2 separate regions of the Homo sapiens genome follow, and region 2 is linked to region 1. A link is an interaction called in ENCODE POLR2A ChIA-PET data of the cell type or tissue named here. Cell type or tissue: Panc1. All regions are shown on one strand. Each heading gives the region's core, and the rest is flanking DNA. Links, peaks and the distances in the headings are about the cores only. Region 1 has its middle 170 kb from the start of UBE2E1. Region 2 overlaps UBE2E2 (ubiquitin conjugating enzyme E2 E2).

What was found. ChIA-PET counts read pairs that join two places held together with the same protein. Peaks named below come from ENCODE experiments on the same cell type or tissue, not always from the same donor. Only the 100,000 strongest peaks of a DNase experiment are listed, where the experiment ranks them.
Region 2: POLR2A ChIA-PET joins it to region 1 with 7 read pairs; 2 of 35 experiments call an interaction of 5 or more read pairs at or near these places.

Annotation. Positions count from the first base shown.
Region 1 is chr3:23,638,239-23,642,641 of GRCh38, reverse strand. It overlaps the pseudogene RNU6-788P. Among named protein-coding and RNA genes, the nearest start is that of UBE2E1, 170 kb to the left of the region's middle. In Panc1, for the core only: no CTCF peak of the experiment used is centred there; no DNase peak of the experiment used is centred there; H3K27ac peaks cover 373 bases.
Region 2 is chr3:23,568,406-23,572,808 of GRCh38, reverse strand. All of the region lies in intron 5 of UBE2E2 (ubiquitin conjugating enzyme E2 E2), which reads right to left. Among named protein-coding and RNA genes, the nearest start is that of UBE2E1, 240 kb to the left of the region's middle. In Panc1, for the core only: no CTCF peak of the experiment used is centred there; no DNase peak of the experiment used is centred there.

The sequences.
Region 1 (4,403 bases), core at 106-4,105:
CCACCACACCCAGCTAATTTTTGTATTTCTGGTAGAGTCGGTGTTTCACCATGTTGGCCAGGATAGTCTTGACCTGCTGACCTCATGATCCATCTGCCTTGGCCTCCCAAAGTGCTGGGATTACAGGCATGAGCCACCATGCCCCGCCAAGACAACCTTTATTATATGGGAAATTTTTGTCGTAACTATACTCCCGGTGTGCTATGTCGTAGTATATTTATGAGGATATGAAAACCATGGTTACATAGAGATGCTCTGGAGAAACGGTGTCACTAGAAACAGGTACCATACTCCATTCCTGCACTTTAAAGTTTCACATTCGTTATGCAGTCAGCTGGGCTTTGCTGCATCGTACTGCAGTTGGAAGGTTTTTTTGTTTTGTTTTGTTTTTTCAAGTGAAAACCAAGGCACAGAGAAACTGAATGACTTATGTGGAGGCAAAGCATTGGTAGACATCAAGAGAGGCTGTTATATTCTTGACGTCAATGCTGACACAAGTCTCGTGGTGGAGTAGACACTACGTACAATAGGAAGGAGTGGGAAGGGCCAGGAGGCAGCATGGAAAAGCCCTGAGGATGAGGCCTTGTTTTGTTCATCTTGTAGCTCCTGGAACACCTTGGTAATCTGTGTGTGTTAGAGCCCATTGACTTTCACTCTGTGTCTAGAGCACAGATTTGCCTGGAGAAACCTGGGTTCAAGCCCTGGATCTCCTGCTCCCTGGCTGTCTGATACTGGCCAAATCAGTAAATATGCAGATGGTCTGGTTTCCTCACCTCCAAAATGAAGGTGTGAATACTCTACCACTCCTAATGCTTAATAGCATTCTGCAAAACATTTAGAAGTAATAGTGTTCTAGAATACCACAGGATGCTAAGGGTGTAGCTTCTGGGAAAACTGAGGCACAAGAAGATTAAATGATTTTTCCCCAAGGTTTAGAGACAATAACTGAAAGAGGTAAAACTAAAACCCAAGTCTCCCAACTTCCACTATTAGTACTAATACTATTACTACTTTCTACTTCAAAGGATTGTGGTAAGACAAAATTTAGAGTGCTTGCTTCGGCAGCACATACACTAAAATTGGAATAAATGAAAGATTAGCATGGCCCCCATGCAAGGATAACATGCAAATTCATGAAGTGATTTAAATTTAAAACAATTTTTTAAATTAAAATATTGGCTGGGCTCGGTGGCTCATGCCTATAATCCCAGCACTTTGGGAGGCCGAGGCAGGCAGAACACTTGAGGTCAGGAGTTTGAGATCAGCCTGGCCAACATGGTGAAACCCCGTCTCTACTAAAAATACAAAAAATAGATGGGCATGGTGGCTCATGCCTGTAATCCCAGCACTTTGGGAGGCTGAGGCTGGCAGATCACTGGAGGTCAGGCCAGGATCGCACCATTGCACTCCAGCCTGGGAAACAAGAGTGAAACTCCATCTTAAAAAAAAATAAAAAGAAAAAAGAAAAAAGAAATATTTCTTAATATGTTTTTTTTTTAAAAAAAGAACTGACATGATAACTTTTTAAGTAGAGAATTATCTTTCTATTTTAAAATGTTACAACTGAGTTCTTTAGATTTCAAATTGTATTTGAACTGAACTTTCAAATTGTTGCTGTTGTGAAGGAATGTCTTGATTCAGCTCTTTGTCTAGGGCCCTCTGTCTCAGGAAAGAAAATGCATTCTTTGGAGAATATAAAGCCTGCTATGACCCTGCTGAGTTGTAAATAGTTTGTGCTATCCAGAAACAGTACTCGATTTGAAAATACCATTTTAAAGACATCATTTGTTGTTTGACTACCACTTCCTATTTCCTACAAAAATTGGAAAACTAGAATAGCAAGTCCTGTCCTCTTGGGACTTATTTCCTCATTTGTTTGATGTCTCCTTCCAACTTGAAAATACTGTGTGTCACTTATTTGTGATATGAAATGAAAGTGAGCTGCCAGCATTCTGTTTTGATAACTTTTGAGGGTGGAGTGGAGAAAATATGACATCATTTAAAATTTTAAGAAGCAACCAGAGTTTGCATTAAGCAACTGCTATTTGCAGGCAACATCCACAAGTCATTACTTCCCATCCTTTGGCCCTTAATGACTTTCTTAGCTTTCATTCCTCCCAAATGGAGCAGTCAAAAGACCATCAATCCAATCAAATATGGAGGTTAAAGAAACCATCTGTGTAGGACAGGACATTCAGAATGGTGAAGCAAGCTCAGCAGACCCTCTCTCCAGCAAAACAACTCAAGTGGTGAAAATAATAAAAAGGCAATAATTTAAAGCCCCTGGAAATTGTTCAAAGGATGTACAGGAAACAAAGAAAAAGTCCCTCAAAAAAATATATTAAACCTTCGTAGGAAGGGTCTGTGGCAGTTGAGCCACCTCCTGCTTCCTTACCCTCTGCACCCATAGCTCAGTGTTAATGGAAGTGCTACCCATTCTGCACCCTCCACTCTGGGCAGGTGTGGCCAAGATGATGGGGGCTCTCTTTTCATCCCCCCTTTCCACCTGCCAGTCTGAGGGTATGGTTTCACCCCTCCTGCCCCCAGCCCTGTGTTGCAGAAGCTCTATTCTAGGCAGTACCAACTCCCCTTCTCTATCTTGCCTCCCTTGATTGTAGGGTAGAAGTTCTACTCCAGGTGAAGCAGGCTGAGAATACTGGGGCCTCTGTCACCCCCACCCAGCTCACTCACTAGTAGTAGGGAGGTTCCATGCTGCAACGGACAAGCCAAGAAGAACAGGCTTATCCACAGCTGCCACAGCTGCCACCCCAGTACCTACTTGCAAATCTGGGCATTCATCACTCTGGGAAAAGTGGGTCCCTGACCCCAGCTCCTTGCAGTCTTGCACAGGTTCTGTCCCAGGGGAAAGGCAAATCAAGATGACAAAGAGGCCAGGCATGATGGCTGGCGCCCGTAATCCCAGCACTTTGGGAGGCTGAGGCAGGACGATCACTTGAAGCAAGGAGTTGGAGACCAGCCTGGGCAACAAAGCAAGACCCCATCTCTAAAAATAAAAATTTAAAAATTAGCTGAGCGTGGTGGTGCACATCTGTAGTCCCAGGTACTAGGGAGGCTAAGGTGGGAGGATCACTTGAGCCTTGAGGTTGAGGCTGTAGTGAGCTATGCACTCAGCCTGGGTGACAGAATGAGACCCTGTCTCAAAAAATAAACAAATAAAAATAAAGTAAATAATAATATTGCAGTCTTCCCTGGCAGTCTGGAAGACTGTATGCATGTCCAAGGCTGTACCTTTCCAGGGTGTGATCAGAGGAGTGACCACAGAGCTCTAAGATAATAGAACATGAGAGAAAAAGGTAACCCCTTCCCCCACAACTGGGCTAGCAACCTTCAAGCAACACACATTTCCAACAATAAACATCTAACTGCTAAGCAGGCTTAAGTACAACATATGAACAATAAGAAGGTGACCTGCCAGAAGTGATTCCTAGCCTAAGTGGCCAGGCTAAAAGAGAATAACAAGGTCAGAGAAATCTGAGGTTGAATGTCAGAGGCTGCACACTGCAAGGGACACAAACTTTGCAGGATTACTTTAGTCAAGTCGCTAAGCAAATAAATAAACCCCAGCAAACAATAACCATCACCACCCCTAGCAGTGGCGTCAGTATCCACAGTTGCTACAAAATATTACCTAAAATATTTAGTTTTCAACAAAAAATTGCCAGGCATGCAAAAACAAAACCAAACAAAAAAATAAGAAAGTGTGACCCATACACAAGAAAAAAAAAGCCAGCAATAGAAACTGCCTTTGAAGGGGTCCAGATAGTGGACCTAGTAGACAAGGCTTCAAAACAGCTATTCTAATCGATACCTTCCTGGCTAACATGGTGAAACCCCGTCTCTACTAAAAATCAAAAAATTAGCCAGGTGTGGTGGCGGGCACCTGTAGTCCCAACTACTTGGGAGGCTGAGGCAGGAGAATGGCGTGAACCCGGGAGGCGGAGGTTGCAGTGAGCCGACATTGCGCCACTGCACTCCAGCCTGGGTGACAGAGCAAGACTCTGTCAAATAAATAAATAAATAAATTAATAAAATAAAATATAAAAATAAAACAGCTATTCTAAGCATGCTCAAAGAACTAAAGAAAACCCTTCTCAGAAAATTAAAGGAAGATATGATAGCAATGTCTTATCAGAAGAAAATAGCTAGAAATGTTCACAAGTGCCTGTTAAAAAACAAAAGAAAGAAAAGGCCAGGCACAGTGGCTCATGCCTGTAATCCCAGCACTTTGGAAGGCCAAGGCAGGCGGATCACTTGAGGTCAGGAATTCAAGACCAGCCTGGCCAACATGGTGAAACACTGTCTCTACTAAAAATACAAAAATTAGCCAGGCGTGGTAGTGGGCACCTGTAATCCTAGCTACTTGGTAGGCTGAGGCAGAAGAA
Region 2 (4,403 bases), core at 298-4,297, 70 kb after region 1:
GAATTCAACCTAGGTGCCCATCAACAGTGGACTGGATAAAGAAAATGTGGTACATATACAGCATGGGATAGCATGCAGCAATCAAAAGGAGCAAAATCATATCCTTTGCAGCAACATGGATGCAGCTGAAGGCCACTATCCTAAGTGAATTAACATAGAAACAGAAAACCAAATACTGCATTGTCTCACTTATAAGTGGGAGTTAAGCCTGGGCACACACAGATGTAAAGATGGGAACAAAAGGCACTAAGGACTTCAAAAGGAGAGTGAGAGTCGGGGAAGGGGGCAAGGGCTGAGAAACTTCCTATTGGGTATTATGTTCACTATCTGGGTGACACGATCAACAGAACCCCAAACTTTAGCAACACGCAATATACCTTTGTAACCTGCATATGCACTCCCTGAATCTACAATAAAAATTAAAATTATACATACATATATAATGTTATCAGGATTTAGAAACACTGGAATTCCTCTGAGTCTAAAATGAAGTGATTAGGACAAAGTTGGGTTTTTGTAGTTTGGAAGGTAGAAAAACCTGACTACTAATTATAGGCTTAACCCAAACCAGAAAGATTAAGTATCCTCAAAAGACATAACAGTGTGTGACTTGTAGTGATTAAGGGAGAAAAACGATCATTTCCATGATTTAAATCAAATAATGGACATTATCAAACTAGATCTAAAATTGGGAATGCTAAATAAAACTGCCTAAATCTAGCAACATGTGCTACTGCTTCAGAATCAATAACCAGGGATACTAAAAGAGGTATTAACTATCCCAAATTCCAAGGAGACATTAATATCTCCCTCAGGACTTATTAAGATAAGCTGGCTCTGCCAGCTCCAGGAGTCCAACATAAAACATGAAAAAGAAGAGAAAGGACGTTTGTGGGAATACTGAGCTACTACCTTGGGAGTGTAGTTTGTGTGGCAGTGGAGGTGTCCTGTTCTCCACACCCTCCCCTCCAAAAGATGGCTTTCCTTTCTCAAAGCCACTTCGGGAGGGTACCAAGAGATTCGTTAGTAAAGATTCAGAGTGTCTTCAAGGAGACTCTTGAGTGTTATCCCTGTCTGGAAATTTAAATCAGATATGAGTTGCTTAGGTAGCTGACCTGCTGACCTGCTCCTAGACTAGCTGAGTAGAGAGAGGAAGTGGCAAAAAAAGCGGTCTGTACGATCCTTGCTATCTTGTCAGTGTCCTATCAAGAAGGGAGCACAGGCTGGGCGTGATGGCTCACGCCTGTAATCCCAGCACTTTGGGAGGCCGAGATGGGCGGATCACGAGGTCAGGAGTTTGAGACCAGTCTGACCAACATGGTGAAACCCTGTCCCTACTAAAAATACAAAAATTAGCCAGGCGTGGTGGCACACGCCTGTAATCCCGGCTACTCGGGAGGCTGAGGCAGGAGAATCACTTGAGCCTGGGAAACGGAGGTTGCAGTGAGCTGAGATTGTGCCACTGCATTCTAGCCTATCTGACAGAGCGAGACTCTGTCTCAAAAAAAAAAAAAAAAAAAAAAAAAAAGAAAGGAGCACACAGGTGAGGGGACTCTGATAGCAAAGAGATTCTTAGAAGAATGCTGTGTGTGAGGGGCAGTGGTGCTCTGGAGCCATTATTAAAACATTATACAAACTTATAATTAAATAGGTAATATTAAAAACAAACATAGAAAATACTTAAAAACTCATCACTTCTTAATCAGTTTACTATTACCCTCTATGCTCTTACTTTTTTATTGTCTATGTGCATGGTGGGAAAAATTGTGCTAGCATGCATCTTGTCCCAATTATCCATTTATTAAGAGTTATGTTGGCAACTTGAAATGCAAAAATGGTACAAAATCAGGACTTGATTTATTGTTGACTGTCTAGACTTAAGGAAGTGATAAAGAAGATGCTAATAATGCAGATTAAACTTAAAAGTCTATCATCTCTAGAGTCCTCACACTGTGAACAGTACAAAAATTGGAGGACACATTCTTCTAGTATTTGAAAACTATTATTTGATTTAGCAAAGAAGTTGCTCATGACATTACTAAAAACAAGCTCTGACATCTTTGTTTCACTTTGTCTTATTTCTTAAATGAAAATATCACCCAACAGTCATGTTAGAAATATACTCATTTGTCAGGTGCAATCACAGGATGAATACACAGGAAAGAGTTTGGCAAATATCAATGCCTTTCTGGAAGAATCAGCTGGCTATATGAAATTTACATTTAAGAGTACTGTATATTTTATAATTTATAAATTATTTATTATACATTGTTTACTGTTGTAAATTATTTACTATACATTGTTTACATCAGTAAAATGTACAATAAACTTAGGTATGTACATATACACATACCACCCCTGCCCAGCCTTTTGTTAAACATTTACCAGTACACTACTGGGAAATGGGCTGGGCTGGGCAAGGGGGTTGAGTCTAGGCTAGGTCTTCAACATCAGGGAACTGGGCAGTGAACTCTCCCAGTTACCCAATGTGAAGAAGCATTTTGACACCTGTTACCCAGAAGGCATGGATGGCAAGGCTGTATTTGCCAAAGATGCAGGAAGATGACAACCATGTGAAATTAGGTAAAGGGACACTGTTCTCACTTATTACCTATCCCTCACCCGCAAGGAGTTACGGCTTGATTAGGGGGAAAAAGGAGGTACCAGACCATGTTCCTCGCATTTTGATGGAGTAGAAAGAAGATATTAGATTTAAATCAGGTATAAGATGGGAGTTTAAAAATGGACCAGGTTGACCTTCTAATAATGAGAAAGTGACCCGCAGTAGTGAGTGCTAAAAGATCTGCTAGATATTGTTAAGGGATAGAAAAGCAAGATTCCACAAAACATAGCCTAAGGCAGTAACTGGATAAAATTAAAACCATTCAAAATTAACGCCCCTTGAGTCAATAGTGCTCATAAAACAGTAAAAATACAATGGCTGTATATACTTGATAAAATATTTTTAAAAACTTAAAAACTCAGCCTGTAAGTCTATATAGCAGTGCTACATACATTAAATCAATGCACACTTTGAAATATAAAATGTCCTTTTAGAATAAACTCATCTAAAGAACAGCACAGATGGTGTATTCCTACTGAGAAGCTATTGGGTTGCAATTCCAGGCTTAATTAAGTAATAATTTTTAATGAAATCTCAGAAAATATCCTTACAGTAGAGGACTTAAGATACCAGAGGTCCACACATTACTTTTCCCAAATACCACTGCAAAAAGCTCTAGCTGCAGCAAGTAGTGGAGGAAACAGGCCAAGATGCCAAGATATTGGAAGCTAGGTTTTTAAAAACAGCTTTATTGAGATGTAATTCACATACCATACAATACACCCATTTAAAGTGCACACTTTAATGGTTTTTAGTATATTCACAGATTGGGCAACCATTACCACAATCCATTTTAGAATATTTTTGTCATTCCAAAAAGAAACCCTGTACCCATTAGCAGTTACTCCCCGCTGGCAAATCCACCAGTCCTAGGTCTGGGTATCTACTAATCAAACTACTTTGGTGTCTAGGTAGTTCCCTAATCTGAAAACTTTTCCTAAATGGAATAATATGTAGTCTCTTGTGATTGGTTTCTTTTACAAAGCATGTTCTCAAGGTTCATCCGTGTGGTAGCATCAATACTTCATTCCTTTTTATTATCAAATTATTTTCCATTGTATGAATATATCAGTTATATTTATCCATTTATCAACTGATGGACATGTAGGCTGTTTTCACTTTTTGGCTATTACAAATAATGCTGCAAGGAACATTTGTGTACACCTTTTTATGTGGACATATGTTTTTATTTCTCTTGGGTATATATTTAGTTGTAGGATTGCTTGGTCTTATAACTCTATGTTTAACCATGTAAGGAACTGCTAAAGTGCTGTCCAAGGCAGATGCACCATTTTACATTCCCACTAGCAATGTCTAATTCTCCACTTCCTCACCAATACTTGTTATTATCTGTGGATACTAGATTTTAAAGAATAGCTTATTCTGCATTAGTCTATACCCACCAGGTATCCAGGTATTTTATAAAGTGTTATACATATATATATATATATGTATACATATATATGTGTATATACATGTATATATATATGTGTGTATATATGTATACATATATGTGCGTATATATGTATACATATATGTGCGTATATATGTATACATATATATATGTGTGTGTATATATGTATACATATATATGTATATAATTATATATAAGATATACAAGCGTTTGTTTCTGCCAGCCAGAGAAAATAAATTCTCTTTAAATGGAGTATTTTTCTGATGTTCTCTGGCTATGACAGACAAGATTATCCTGATTGTCTCTTCTGTCTACTCCCACCTCGAAAGAAAAAATGATAATAATAATATAATGAGACTTGTTTAT